2 separate regions of the Homo sapiens genome follow, and region 2 is linked to region 1. A link is an interaction called in ENCODE POLR2A ChIA-PET data of the cell type or tissue named here. Cell type or tissue: MCF 10A. All regions are shown on one strand.

Region 1 (8,000 bases):
TTGATTATTTGAATATGTGTGTCATTAATCTTCCATCGTGCTCATACATTTTATATGTATATTTTAAGTGTTGTTTTTGCATTTAGATGGAGAGGAATGGCCAGAAGAAAGTAGACTTGTGGGTATTAGCTTCATATAGCAGTTCAAGAGGTCCCTTGAGCTGATTTGCCAGTAAATTTCTACACTAAAATAGGCTTTCAGAATAGGGACTGCTAGATAAACCACAAGGTGTCTGTAGTAAATAAAAATGATTAATCTCAGCAGAGTAAATTCAGTATCACTTTTCAAATAGTCTCATCCAATTCTGTCTCCTGGTTCTATAAAAAGCCTTTTTCTTTTGGTATTAAGGTTGTCTGTAATTTTAATAGAACACTTGAATTATTATCTGATTTTAAAAAATTGGTTCATAAAAGAATATTGATTCTTCAAATTAGGGGCAGTTGAAATGTACATTTATTAGCAAACTCGTCCCCTGATGGGTCCTGGAAAGCCCTGTCAAGAAAACTCATCTTAAATCTATGTGAGAGACACAATTCTTAATGATTGGCTGTGGATTGGACAGTGAGGTTGGTGTGGAAATGCAAGTGAACTGAAAAGTGAAAGTAGAAATCTGTTAAGCAGGGTTCTTTCTAGTTGCTGAGTTTTTATTCCACATCATTGATATTCACTTCTTTCCCAGGGCATTTTCCTGGATAATGAGAAGACTCTAAAATCAAATAAAGCTTTTGAACATTGAAGATGTTTGCCACTGTTCCGTTGAAGAATCCTATAGATTTATAGTGATTCTAAAAGGTGTCTTATATCCACTATATTAACTAGCTTTTTAGAAGCTTATGAACATTGTAGCTTTTATTGATTCTAGGGAATTGGACCCAACAATAAGCAATAAAAGTCGATGGTAACTTTCTTCCCATATAGGGTTGTGCAGATCAATACTTCGAATTTACTGTAATTTGCTGGTAATGGATGGAAGAACTGAAAAAATTGTGGAGCCTTGTGGGGCACAGCTGTGCGGTGTTGCCTTTTTATCTAAGCTCACTGTAGGTCACAGGCTTTCCCAAGTAACAAGAAACATAGTTAAGTGGCAGGGCTGATACGCATATTTATCAAGAGCCTTCATAAATCATTCTAGGAAAAAAAGGAAATCACAAAAGTTGTCCACAATGACTTTAATTTTATAGAGATCCTGAAGGATCTCTAAATTTGCACTATCCTAAAGGCAATTAAAATTCTAAATATGTAGCTAGCATTGGTGTTTGATCTCCTTCTGCTAAAGTAATTTTCTTACTGATTAATAGCAGGGTGTGTGATTTCACTGAAGTCTAATTTGCTTCGAATTTTCAAATGTATTCACAGCCCTTTGCCCAGGTTCAGTATTTAGAGGTGGAGAAGATGTGTGGGTCACATACCCTTGCTCTTTTATTGAGTCGGTGCTGTCTCTTTACCGTAGCTCTGTAGTTGTGCCCTAGATTCCTTCTTCTAATTCAAGCAGTGCACTTAAATAGTCATAGCTAACACGAAGGGTGCTCTTAGGTTTGGGAGCTGTGCCACATGCAGGACATGTGTTAGCATTAATCTTCTCAACACCCCATAAGATAAGCTGTATTATTTTCATTTTGTAATTTTGGAAATTGAATCTTAGGGAAGTTAAAGTTTATGAAGGATGCTTCCTGGCATTGGCTTGGATTAGAATATGGGTATGTCTGAATCCTGATCCTATTTGTTTAATCACTATGAAACATACAATTGACTTAAATAAGGATTGTTTTAAGCTATGAGTTCAATTGATCTAATATGAGTTTTATATTTTAGCTTCTTTTTTTTATGAAGGACTGTGCCTTCTCTAATTTGATCAAAACTAGTTTCTTTAATTTTAAAAACGACGCAGAAACTTTTGCTTGAAAGAGAGAGTTCTTTTGTTCTTTGAGAACAAAGTGAGCACACAAAGTACAATATGACTGTGGGCTGGAAGCTATTAACCTTGATATAATAAATGCACTTCAGTTAGTATATAATAAACAATAAACTAGAGCTGTTATTCATGTAACTGTTGGCTACTACTCAGCAAAACCCTGCAGAGAAGCATGTAAACTTTGACTTAGGAGACATATTCCTCCTAGGTCATACTGACTTGAAAGACAATATGTGTACAAATGTCTGATTCTCAAGCTCGATTTTGACATCAAGGGTATAATGTGTTAGGAAGCATCAAAACCCATAATAATTGACTAGAAAGGAAGCTTGTTTCATTTGTCCGTTTACTTGAGGTTAGCTGATTATTTGACTTGTTACGCTTCTTCTGCTTTAAAAGGTCTGTGTTAAAAGTAACATATTCACAGGGCTTTGGTTCACATAAAATCAGAGTCTCTAAAAAGTGTGAAATTTGCTTAGAAAGAGTTGCCAAGATCTGTGTTGTGTCTCTCCTAAGAGTAATTGACAGTGTGTTACCAACTATGAATGCAGCCTGATAGCCTACAGGAGGGGTCTGTGGTGCAAAAGTATCAAGTCATTACTTGGTGATGAAAAATAATTAACATACTCTGGACTTGGGCAGATGTGGATTCAAAGACAAGCTAAGCCTTCTACCAGCTCTATGACCTTGTGTGAGTTACTTAGCCTGTGTGTGCCTCAGTTCTCTCATCTCTAAAATGAGAATAATAGTGAAGTTTAAATAAGATAATGTATGTCACTGTGCAGTAAATGTGAGATGCCATTATTAAGGTAGTGAAGGTAGATGAGCTTAGTAAAGAAAGACAGTTCCCACTATTTGTGTAAAAAATTTAAAGTGGAAAAGGTGGTTGTCATGAATGATGTTTAACTTTTCATCTAAGCAAAATCTGGGATTTTATTTTACAGTTTGTCTCATATTCCTGCTCATCAGGGACTCGCTGGTGTAACTTAAATCGTTTGCCATCTTTTCATCCACTTTCAGATTTGCATTTTGCTTAACTTCCGAAAGGCCCTCAGTGCTTTTAGACAGTCTTTTCTCCTCATCTCTGAATGGTACCCTGTCCTGAGCTCCACCACAACTATTCTAAATCAGCCCAGGAGTTAAGCATTTCCTCTCAACTCCTGTGGATCCTGTACACACATTTCTCTCCTGACTCTGCCCCTCCTCCTCCTCCTCACTGCCTCTTCCTTGTTCCTGGCCCTCAGCCATGCTTCCTGGATAATTAAAGAAGTGTCCTAACTTCTCTCCCATGTTGCCCTCCCAGAGCCATGTGACACCCTAATGCCAGAGTAATCTTTTTTAACATGTTGATTAGGCCATCTTATTCCCCTCTTTAAAATGTTCCATGAGCTCACCATTCCCTATAAGATAAAGGCAGCCACTTCCAAAACCCTTCTATGATGTGGCCCTGTCCCTGCCTCCATACTCCTGTCCTGCTGATTTTTCCTTCCTGATCTCTGTTCCAGCCATGTTGTTTCCTGAGTGTGTTCTGTTTCACTCCACCCTACCTGACTACGTCTGTTCTCTCTTCTGGAATTCCCCTTTCTCACCTACTCCCAAGGCTGCCAGGCTAATTCCCAGACATTGCAAAAGAAAGACCAGGCTCAAGTATTGTGTCACTTAGGAATTTTTGAATTGCAAAGACTAGAAAACACAAGTTAAACTGGTTTAAACAATAAAGAGACTCGATTGGCTCATGTACCAGAGAAGTCCAAATACACGCAAGGGTAGATGTATTGTTTCAGAGATTTCACCCAAGACCCAGGTTCTACCAGGCTTTCTTGTCTGCTACCTGTGACACCTATTCTTGTGGCTGCCATTAGTTTTGTAGGTTTAATGCTACTTCTTTCTCGTTAGCTCTCTCGGACAAGGGAGGAAGTTCTTTCCCAGAAGCCCTGAGCAAACATCATTTTGCATCTTATGCATCATTATGCATCATTTTGCATTTGCTCAGGTTGAGTCACATGTCATCTTTAAACCAATTACTTTGATGAAAGCAGTGAGTTTTGTCATTAGTTTAATTGGAGCTTATCCTTGAGATTGAAGGTAGTATCAGTTCCACTGTATTTTGTTAGCATGAATAACAAGAAACATTGGGGAAGAAACAGTCCTGACCCTCCTCAGAGAAACTGATCACCCTCCTCCCTTTTGTATTACTGCATACTTTGAAAAGACCTCTATTCCAGGCCTTTTCACACTGTATTTTACAGTGAGTAAAGTCCTTTCTCCCCAGTGTCTGGCACAGCACCAGCCATATCCACCTTTACTAAAAAGTATGTGATTGAATAAAGGAAACCCATTTTGTTGGCTTTAATCCCCACATGTGCCCTTGCCTTTGCCCTTGGTAGAAGACTTTTGCCTTCTGTATTACTGAAATTACAGAACTTCAAGTGAATTGCTTCAGTTTTACTTTGCTTATCTTTGAAAAGTGCCTGTTTTCACCTGTTCCTTTCTTCCTCGTTAGGGGAAAGAGTGCCCTCTTTATTATCAGTACCAGCCCTCCCTGCTCGTGTATTTATTCAAACCTCTCCTTTCAGTTGCTCACATCACCACTGTCTCCCACTCTCTGACATTGCCGTGGTGGAGTATAGGGGAAAAAATTGGAACTGGATGACATAGGTTCATTTGATTCCACTATCTCATGGCTTTGCAACTCTGGTCAATTGCTGATCTCCTCTGGGCTTTCCATGGGAAGACTTGTGTGTCCTGTCCAGGCAGCCAGCTGATTTTGTGATGAAGCTTATAGACGCAGTTTATGATAAAATCTTAATAAACCACACTAGACAGTCATATCATGACTCGGAGACTTTGTCTGTATAAAGGGCTTATGAGAACTGATACCACAGTCTTGTTCATTTAGCTTTATGGCAGAAAAAGCCAACTTGGAAAGAAAGGAATAAGGTAGCTAATTTCTTTATTTTTCAAAGAAAGTGAGTGTTGTGGTTTTGATCAAATAAAATTTACATATAAACCCAGCAAGCATTTTGTTTTAGCCTTTTGTGGTTTATTTTGTTTTTGTTTTGTTTTGTTTTGTTTTTGATGTTGTTTTTTTAAGACAGAGTCTTGCTCTTTAGCCCAGGCTGGAGTGCTGTGGTGCCATCTTGGCTCACTGCAACCTCCGCCTTCTGGGTTCAAGCGATTCTCCTGCCTCAGCCTCCTGAGTAGCTGGGACCACAGGCACGTGCCACCACGCCCAGCTAATTTTTTTTTTTGTGTGTGTGTGTGTGTCTTTTTTTTGGTAGAGACGGGTTTCACCGTTTTGGCCAGGCTGGTCTCGAACTCCTGACCTCAAGTGATCCACACGTCTCGGCCTCCCAAAATCCTGAGAGATTATAGGCATGAGCCACTGTGCCTGGCTGGTTTATTTTGCTTAACTTGACTAGCACAAATAAATATATGAAAGTGCATTATGATTATAGATACAAAAAGAAAATTAAATAAAATCTGTAAAAAGAGAAAGATAATTTAGGATTCTCCATCCATCTCACATTTCCCACAAGGATTTTACTGTTATTTTACAGGCTGTGTGGTTTGACTGTTCAGGCATTTCTATAGGGATCTCCCTACTGGTTTTCCAGCTTGACTACTGTCTTCATTTAGGAAAGCATGTATTTATGAGCAACTTACTGGATTTTTCAATTGTTGTTAGAATGTAGACCATTTTTGCCTTCTGATGATTTACAGCCAAGCCCTGTGTAAGATCTGGTTCTATGGTATGAACTTTTTTGTCCTCTGCTTCTGCCTTTACAAGTGACTCTCAGAAATGCAGACCAGAAAAATGGCACCCAAAGCGTTTCTTTAGGAGATCCTATCCCTGGATGAGCCTGTACACCCAGCTAATTTTAAGCTTTGTCAAGTAGTGAGAACTCCATTTTGAGTACCTTTCCTTGCCTCACACTGCTTCCCACTTGCAAAGGAAATATCTAAAAACCTGAAACTTTACCTCTGTAATGACAGCCTAGAAAATTAATATTCCCTAAAGAGGAAAACAATCCAAAGGCAAATGGTTTATGCAAACCAATAGTCCTTAGGGGGACTTAAAAGTGCCAACCTCTAATAAACAACATACACAAACCACTTTCTCTCTAGATCTCTAGGGGTGGGGCTCAGGCGTTAGTATTTTTAAAAACTCCCTGGGTGACATTAATGTGTTGCCAGGCTTCAGAATCACTGCTTGAGCTGAATTATCTCATTCCTTTTTATTTTCTCTCCTCTGTTAGCATTTACACATTCAAGTAATACTGCATAATCTTGCACCTGGTGATAACTCTTTTGTTTTATATGCGTGTATGTATGTTGCCCCAGCTAGCTTTTAAATGTGTTTTGTTTTTCCTCATGTATCCCTAAAAGCACCTGATATACTGCCTTACACATCTTGGCTTCTTTGAACTCTTTTCCTAAATTAATTGTTAGTGCAGAGTACTTGCAGTAACTCAGTCATAGGATGAGGCCACCAATGACTAATGAAAGAAAGATGATGATGGGGAAGTGCATGAACTTGAAATTCATTGGTGTCAGGAAAATGGTGAGGGAATGGTGTGTACTGGACATTGCCACTCTGTTTCTATGTGGGGTTTGGGAGTGGTGGTGCAGAAGGCAAGTTGCTCAACTTCCAAATTCCCTTTGTTTTTTGGAGGAACTCCCAAAGTGTGGATCTTGGTAGACTTGGCCCTACCTCCCACTATACTAGTGAGGGAGCCAATATTCCTTTTTCCTGCCCACTTGGAAGCTGGGGCAGAGACCCAGGTGTGATCATGTAACCCTCACAGGACACCTGTGAGGAGAGATGAAGTGAAGGTATGTGGGGGCAGTTAGAGATTCTTCCTGGAGGCTGAGCTCCCACTCAGTGTTCAGCTGCAGAGGTGTCCTAACTGGGCTGTTCCCTGGGTGTGGTCATACTTTCTGGGTTTGATTTTTTGGTTCCTGCCCACTTTCTGACGTCGTCTGCCCAACCATCCTATTGCCTTCAGGGGTGCGAGTAGCCATCCATACATTGATTGTTTACTTGTCAGTCTCATTCAATTTCTGTTGCTTTCAAGAACCCCAGCTGCTGGGTATAGCAACAGGTCAGTTAAAAGTGTATAGCACAATCCTCCCTTCTTCTTTATTTTAAATGGCGAAGTCCCTGTGGCTTTGTAACCAGGTGTATCTGTTTTCCTTTTTCTATCACTTATCTCCTGTAAAGTCCCATGGCTTTACATACCATCTTAGTGTTAATGACTCCAAAATCTACTTCCAGCCTTAACCTTTTTCTTGCACCCAGATTCGTTTGTCTAGTTGCCTGTTTGGAATCTTCTACTTGGAATTCTTACAGACAGACATCTTGAATGTAGCATGTCAAAAGCTGAACTGTTTTTCCATCAAACTCCATTTGCTCAGGCCAAAAACTTATGACTCCTTGCTTTCTCTTTCACGCTCCACATCCAGTTTCTGTGTAAATCTTATGAAAACATACCTGAAATCTGACTACTCCTTACCATCTTCATTGCTGGTCCTAGCTAGAATCTCTCTCACCTACAGTATTTCTATAGCTTCCTAAAAAATTGATATTAAATATTACCTTAAAGTAAGCTTAGAATATTTAGATATTTATGTGTTCATTTCTTCTGTTCTTCAGCCCCACATCAGTCTTCCCTTCTCCCTGTCTCCCCCTTTTGATACACTTTCTTTCACATTTTGGAATAATTTTAAAATTTATAGAACATTTACAATACAGCTCAGAAAATTACTGTATACCCTTCTTCCAGTCCCTCAAAATGTTGGCATCATATATAACCTTAATACATTTGTCAAAATCATGACTTTAACATTGGTACATTGTTATCATCTAAAGTACAAACTTTATTTAGATATCACCAAGTTTTCCACTAATGTCCTTTTTCTGATTGAGAATCCAATTCAAGATTTTTCATTTATTCAGGATTCTTTATTGCCTTTAGCCACCCTTAGTCTTCTCCCATCTGTGACAGTTAGTCAATTTATTCTTTTTTTTCACAGCCTTGACAGCTTTAAGGAGCACGGGTCAGATGTTTTTAGAAGGTCCCTCCAT
Region 2 (8,000 bases), 120 kb after region 1:
CAGGGAAGGTCTTTCGAGAAGGTAATATTTAAGGGAGCCCTCAAGGATGAGAAAGAGCCATCATGGGAGGAGTTTGGGGACAGGCATCTGGGAACATCGAAGGCACTGAGACTGGAAAGAAAGAGCCCCCTAGGCAGGCAGCTGAGTACATAAATCCAGGGCACTCAGGCAGGCTGTGCCAAAATAATAAACACGGGACTTACTATTAAGACCATCTGAGAAATACATCAGATTAATACATGGGAGAATTAAAGATACCCCGCTTAAGGAGTGGGCAGAAATGCAGCGAGGTACAGGAAAGGAGACTTAGTCGGAAAAAGTCCCCTATAAAGGGAGGGGACCAGGAGGGTGCTGTCCTGGAAATCCCAGGAGGAAAATGGTCAACACCCCCAGCACTCCACAGAGAGTTGAAGTGAAGGTGTGTGTTGCATCTGGCAACTGGAAACTCATGGATGACTTGAGCATGAACAGGTGCCCCAGGGTGGGGGTGTCATAACCCAGGAGAGAGTGAAGCAAGGACTTGGAGAACAGGGGTGGTGGCCACTCTCTGTGGGCAGCTAAATACAGCAGCAGCGCAGCTATGATGGCCTTGCCTCTGCACATTCGTGGCTGGCCCGTCAGCCCTCCTCCCTGAATCATATCCCCTTACTCACTGTTGCTCACTTTGTTGTCTGCTTCATTGCCCAAATTGGCAATGACAGTTTCCTTTTCACCTCCCTCTGGAAGCTCAAATTTCTTCCGTAGCCTTATGACTGTTCCTTTGTGACATGTTTAGGTTTGGAGTTTCTCTTACTGTAAAGCCCTGACCGAGCGTCTCTGGCTCCCACACACCACCTCTTGCTCTCCTCCTGAGGCCCTGGTACCCCAGCCCCTCCCCTGCAGCCTAGTCCACAGGAGACTGAAGCCTGGCCCCACTTGTTGCTCCTCTCCTCCTCTCCACGCCTGACCTGCAGGCTCTGCCCCTCCCTGAGTCCCTGAGCCCATTTCCTCCCACTCCTTGCTTTGCCCAGGCCTGTTTCGTAGTTGCTTCCTTTCATCCTTGTACTTTCTTTATGCTCTTGACTGTGTCTTCTGCAGGCAGGACAGACTTACAAATCATGCAGGGCTTGCCCCTTCAGTCCTTCTGTCATTTCTAGTTAGCTCTCACGTTGCTAATATTCCATGACGCCGTCCAGTAACCTGGGCTGCCCTTGCTCCTGACCGCCTCTCCCCCAGCCTGGTCAGGGATACCCCTAGAGCAGAGGAGAAAACTGAGCTCCAAGCCCAGAGCTTCCAGCAGCTGAGTGGCTCCTGTTGAGAGCCTGGCTGTCCCAACTGTGGCAGCATTCGCAGATTCTGGGCATCTAAGGCTTACCAGATACAAAGGATGGAAGCAGAAATATGCACAGTTCAAAAATGTTGCTTTTAGCTTCTAGTGTGAAACTTACAGTAGGAGATCACAGACTGTTTTGCCCCTGGAATATGTAGGTCTTTTGTGAGACAAGGGGGAGGGAGGAAGCGAGGAAAGAGTGAGAGAGAAGGGAGAGAGAAATGTGTGAGAGTGCAAAAAGTAGATTTCAAAAGAAATTCATTAAAAATAAAACATAAGAATTATGGAGCATATGCTGCATGGGGAGGCATGGTCTATTCACTGCTATTGTGTGTGTGTGAGAGAGAGTGTGTTTCTGTGTGTGTCTTCACTCAAGGCAGTGGTGGGAGTAGTATATTGATAAGTGCACAGTGATGGGTAGAACATTATATTCTCTAATGGTTTTGCTTGCTTCTCTTTACACATCTATCCTGTTATCAGAAGCTCAAGTAATACCTTTAAACAGGAATCGTAAGCTTCAAGATAGAGACCATTTGCCTTCTGGGTTAAAGATTGACAGGTGTTGGGGTCAAGGAATCATTTGAATTCCTGTGTGGAGATGGCCCATAGAAGAGGAAGCTTGGAATAGGACTCTATCTGAATAATTTGGGAAAGTCCTTCTTCCGTTGGTTGAAATGGAAATAGCTGGTGTCTCACACAGATGGAAACTGGAGGCCCTGGACCCCAGCCTCACCCTCCATACACACCCATCTCTAGTGTGAGTAAGCATGTTATGTTAATCTGAGCTGTCTTCACTACCTGTAACTAGTCATTTGGGAGTGACATCATGGTAACTGAGTAATCCTTTTGAAACTTACATAGTAGAGCCAAGATATTAAAATGGTCCTGGGGCTACCTAGATGAAAGTAGATACAAAGTGTGCATAAAATTGTCTACTAAAAGTAGAGTCAGTCTCTATCAGTAGGAACTTGGTTTTTGTGATAATGTGGTACATTTTGTAACTAGATAGATCTCAAAAGTTCATACATTGTAGTTCTGGTACTGTCCTTATTTCCAGGCAGATAGAAAAAAAGAAAAGAAAAAAATTCCACTAGGAACTTGGTTGTAAATTCTGAAAATGTTGATCTTAAACCTTATTAATACAATAAAAGGACCTGTGGGAATTTTAGCTACATTAATGTCTATTGGACATGCCTATTTGAGAAGGTAATTATACTAATATCACAACTGACATATCATGGTTTTATTTTAAAGAAAAAAGACCATAGCAGAGAATTTAGGCTTTGATCAGTACTTGAAGGTAAAATAGATTGGTAAGAAGAATAGGCAGTCATTACTGTATATCTCTTATCTGAAGCACCCCATTGCTTACTTTATTATAGAATCCTGGGAATTTTTACATTCTGCTTTGTGGTCCTACATTTATCAGTGACTGATTTTGTCAGAGTTTGGGGGCTCTTAGCAAACTGTAATTGCAGGCAGTAGTACAAGCAAAATGCAGATCTTGACATCTGGTAGGCCAACCACCATTTTTATTCTGAAGTTCTTGAATAAGCTTTTAGCTGTTCAAAGTAAGTACCAGCACCTTGTGCCCCTGGAAAGTTTCTAACCTGACATGGAAGTTCAAGTGGCAGTATCTTTTAGAGGTAGTATATTGGGTTCTGAGTGAAAAACCTAGGTGGAGGGAATGAGAAACTGAAAATGTGAAATTTGCTGAGGTCTCTTAGGGTCATAGAATTAGAAGGGGAAGAAAGCTGATGGATTTACCAGGCCCATTTTGCCACATGAGTATTTGTTGAAGCTATCAAACAAAATAAAAGCTGTAAAGAAGTATGCTTTATTCTATCTAATTTTAAATGTTACAGTGTATGTTTATGTCTCACGCTTTACTGGGTTTCTTCCTTAAGAGTCGTTATTGGAATATTATGTAGTCATTGACAAATTTCTCAGCTATGAAATCTGTAGAAAATCACTGGATCCATAGCTTACATAAAAATCACTTATGCCCCTTTCACATTAATGTTTTCTAAAATGCAATAGGATGGATATATTTAAATTGGGAATTATAATAATTTAAAAAGTATAAGTATAAAATGTTTTACTTTTATAGATGTATGAAGGGGTTGAGGGAAAAAATTATGTTTGGCATGGGAAAAACTGCCAGCTGAATAAAGCACTCGAGGAAATATGGTAAATGAAGCCTTTGTTACTGTAAAACAATAGGCATTAAGTGGCTATTATGTAATGTTATTTCTTATGTCTGATTTGAGTGGCTTGTTGATCTTGGAACTTGAGATATAATTCCTGTAAAAATATTACTTTCACTTGGCTAATCTCAAGACTTTTGATACAAAAATCAAAGACTTTTCCAAATAGATTACCTAGATCAGGAACTAAGTACTGGAGCTACTGAAGCTATGTCAGATTTTTTTTTTTTCCATGTAAGGACTGATTTTATCTACTTAACTATTCCCTATCCTAGTACCCTTCCAGATAAACACAAGTAATTTGCTAACCCAAAAACTGGTTTATTGTAAAATTAACCTAGGCTTGCTCAACCACTGCAAAGGGCAGGCATGTGGCAAAACAATTGATAGGCACATCAGTTGCCTTGGCAAGTTGAATGGATGATTTTAAGTTCGCATTTCCATAGTAGGTCCCTAAGCAGAAGGATTTCTCATCTTTGATGTCAAATGGCCTTAGTGACCAGTGGAGCTAAACAGATGTGGGATAATTTGGGTGCTTTAGGTAATAGTTCTTGTTATGGATTCTGCAAAATAAGCCTCTAAGCGTATGAATCATAATTTCCTATATGTTTTAGGATTTGATGTCTGGGGTTACGTATTTGAACCGTGGAATAAAAGTTGCCGTATTTTTACTGTGTGGCCTGTAAAACTTATTTGTAGCATTCTTTCTCAATAGATGCCTTCTCTCCTGTGAAGTTCAGGCAGGTTAGCCTTTGAAATCAAGGATTTTTAAAGTGAAAAATCAATAGTGACTTTCTTAACATTGGAATCCAGGCTTAAGATCAGAGACCTGCTCTCTTCAGTCCAGTTCTTGGATCTTACTGCTTTTAATGCTATTTTACCAGCATAGCCATGGCCAAAATGCCATTTTAGCAGGTAGACTTCATTTTTCTATAACATTGTGATTATGTATTATTTGATGGCTTCTTGTAGAGGAAGCTCTTTAATCAAGAGCAATTGTGGTTTTTCTTACCTTTTGAGATTTAACCTTACAATTAGTCTACCTTCTCACATCAGATCTAGGGTGATTTAGAGGTCAAAGAGAACAGATACTGAACTGGTTAGCTATTAATATGATACAACTTCTTTATGCCATTTCTCGGATATAGAGACATTCCATGGAATGGGTCCCAGGTTGGAAATCCATGAGGGAAAAGGGTTCTGACTCTTGGCACTGATAAACATATTCAGAAATGTTGTATTCCAGCCAGAGTAAATATATATGCCCTTTATACTTTTTTTCAGTTAGCAGAAGTTACTTCTAAACACTTATTTTGGCATTAAGGAAGCTCGTCATGACCTATTGTTCCAGAAAGATTATAGTCCTCGTTTTAAGCCAGTTCTTTAGTTCCCATGTAAGTGGCATGCCCAGCCTGGAGCTGAAGAAACAACCCCTGCTTTTCAAACCTTCCATTCTTATAGGTGTGTCCAGCAGGCAGTGGCTTGTAGCTGTTCCTTCAGCCACTTAACAGGTTTGATTTCAAAGCTTTTTAATAGAGAAACTAACATGTTTGGAGGGGATTCATGGCCCAACATTTATGGATTTTGTTGGGAAGTCTCAGGTGTGTATTTATCTTAAGTATATGTTAAGGCTATTAGACAAAAGTAATTGTTTGTGCTTTGCTCTGTTTTGTTTTTGCCGTCTAGTCCTAGACTGAATTTCTTAAGATTATCTTAGGGATTGGACTGGGAGGGAGTAGTTCCGAGTCCCGAAGGCTATATATCTCCACTTTCAGTTCCTTTTCTTTGGCTGCCTAAAGAGGAGCACTAAAGAGGAGTCAAGTGATTATAAATTCGGCCAAAAGACAGAGAAACCAAGAGCTGGACGATTAACCTCTGAAACATGGGAAGTTAATTACATTTACAAATACTTGGAGGGGCTATTTATGAGTCATGCATCTCTCTGTGACCCTTTTACTGCTTTGGGAGCTTGTGGATGAGGCTGAATCACTCTCTGAAACCTGATAACCTGATAACCTAGTTTGGCTAAGTTTGGCTTCTGTGAACAGGGTCTGAGGATTTATCACATCACGTCATTTTTTCATTTGTATGCCAAATATTTATTGAGTACCTTTTATGTGACCAGGGCTATGATTATCACCTGGGAAACAAAGATATGTATAGCATGATCCTTTTCTTCAAGTAGCTCAATCTAGTGGGCTTTAGACAGTAATACAAAGAATTAGAGTAACATGCGGTAACTGGTAGATCTGCCAACATCAGCCGAGGAGGAGGGAGGGGGAGGATATCTGTGGAGACAGTTTGATATAGTCTCATTTAATCCTCACAACAATTCTGTGAAGAATATGTTATTATATTTATTATACAGATGAAAAAATTGAGGATTAGAGAAATTACTTAACTGTCCCTAAATCTCACCACTAGTGAGTAGTGAATTTGGATAAAAACTTTACTATCTTATGGCCAAAAGAAATACAGCTCCAACAACATTCTAATTACTGAAAATAATATTTGTAAAGCAAGATTTTAGTACCTTTTTAATTTTATAGGACAGTACCCTCTTGGCAATTCAAAAGATATTTGTAGAATATAGAGCTCTGATAATTTTGATCTTTGGTACAGAAAATGCTGCTGCTGTCTGAGGGAAGAGAGTGAAAAATAGAAGTAGGTTTTACTTTGTTTTAAGATTGCTACCTGCTGATTCTCTTTCCTATTAATGGAAATTGTAAATGTATTCTGCTGTAATTTCCTCATCTTAAAGTATCACAGTTTATGATGGTATTTAAATGGGTTTGTGCTTTTAAATTGAAGCTTTACTTATGGTGTCGCTCTGCACAGCTGCTGTCTTCCAGGCCTTTGAATGATTAACACCCCATGCACTCAGGCTTATTTTCCTGAGCTTTCCCTGTATGTATTATAAAATCCTGCACATTCACATAAGTGTATATGTTATCTACACATTTCAAAATCCATGCCGATCTTGTAATAATGCATATAGTTCATCCCTTAGAAAGGACAAAAATTCTTTCTGATTATGGATGGCAATACAATGGGTATGCCAGAAAATATCTGTTGGGAGATTTTAGAGATGATTTACTTATAGGCTTCTTTCCTTTTAAAAAATGTAATAATTCGTCTTGAAGGTGCTATTGCTAACTGTTTTTAAGGAGGAGATGACTCGATGGCACTCAAATACACCTTTTCCTTTGAGAAAATTGCTGTGTTTAGAGAACGAAAAAGTAACTGCTTTGTAATACATAAAACAATTGCATAAGAATAGACTATAAATAATCTACAACACACAAAGGACACAAATATTGTGTCCAGAATTCTCTAAACCACACACACACAGAAAAACTTTACTGGCCATCTCTTAGCTTTTGGTGATACAATATGTGAGCTGTTTTTGAGGAATAGCTGCCCCTACCTAAGGACGGAATGAAAGAAGTCTTCCCTTTAGGAACTTTGTTAAGGGTTAAAGAAAGTGTGTCTTATTACTATTAACCTAGGCCTAAGAGTTACTCAGATGTGTACTGACACAGGGTTTACCACTTGTATCAGGCAACTAGGTGTTAGTTTTGTTTTGTTGAGACAAGTTTATTGAGATACAATTTACACATGGTAAAATCATCCTTTTTCAGGTATGTAGTTCAATAAGTTTTAACAAAGTTATGTAGCTAACATACAAGGAAAGATATAGAGTATTTCTTTCTTTCTTTTTTCTTTTCTTTTTTTTTTTTTTTTGAGACAGACTCTCACCCTGTCACCCAGGCTGGAGTGCAATGGTGTGATCTCAGCTCAGTGCAACCTCTGCCTCCCAGGTTCAAGTGATTCGCCTGCCTCGGCCTCCCGAGTAGCTTACAGGTGTGCGCCACTATGCCCAGCTAATTTTCGTGTTTTTAGTAGAGACGGGGTTTCTTCATGTTGGTCAGGCTGATCTGGAACTCCTAACCTTGTGATCCGGCCACCTCGGCCTCCCAAAGTGCAGGGATTGCAGGCGTGAACCACCGCACCCGGCCAAGTATTTCTATTACCTCAAAAAATTTTACATAGATTGAGCAGTTTGATAATGCTAATATATGATTAGAATAAGACATTTTGTTTTGCTCTCCTTTCCTATTTTACAACTAAGCTTTACATTTTACTAATATTTCACAATTTTTTCCTAATATCCTTTTTCTATTCCATCTAGGATACTATGGTACACTGTGTCATCCTCTTTAAAAATCATTTTTATGAGGAAATGATTAACACATAGTTAGATTACATGGTGATATTGTCAAGTGAAGTACCAGAAAAATGCATCAGAATGGGATACTTGAAAGATAAGCAAACTAAATTGTGTGGTCTACTGTTAATATGTAATAGCTCGTTTGGACAGACACAGTTGCTTATGCCTGTAATTCCAGCACTTTTGAGAGGCAGGAGGGTCATTTGAGCCCTGGAGTTCAAGACCAGCCTAGGCAATTTAGGGAGAGCATTGT

The links. ChIA-PET counts read pairs that join two places held together with the same protein. Peaks named below come from ENCODE experiments on the same cell type or tissue, not always from the same donor. Only the 100,000 strongest peaks of a DNase experiment are listed, where the experiment ranks them.
Region 2: POLR2A ChIA-PET joins it to region 1 with 16 read pairs; 2 of 35 experiments call an interaction of 5 or more read pairs at or near these places.

The regions. Positions count from the first base shown.
Region 1 is chr5:66,888,221-66,896,220 of GRCh38, forward strand. The region is part of intron 3 of MAST4 (microtubule associated serine/threonine kinase family member 4); the gene reads left to right. Among named protein-coding and RNA genes, the nearest start is that of MAST4-AS1, 110 kb to the right of the region's middle. In MCF 10A, no CTCF peak of the experiment used is centred here; DNase peaks (open chromatin) are centred at 3,161 and 3,521.
Region 2 is chr5:67,010,362-67,018,361 of GRCh38, forward strand. The region is part of intron 4 of MAST4 (microtubule associated serine/threonine kinase family member 4); the gene reads left to right. Among named protein-coding and RNA genes, the nearest start is that of MAST4-AS1, 10 kb to the left of the region's middle. RefSeq lists a silencer at 4,660-4,954. In MCF 10A, no CTCF peak of the experiment used is centred here; DNase peaks (open chromatin) are centred at 600, 970, 2,100, 4,810 and 1 weaker place.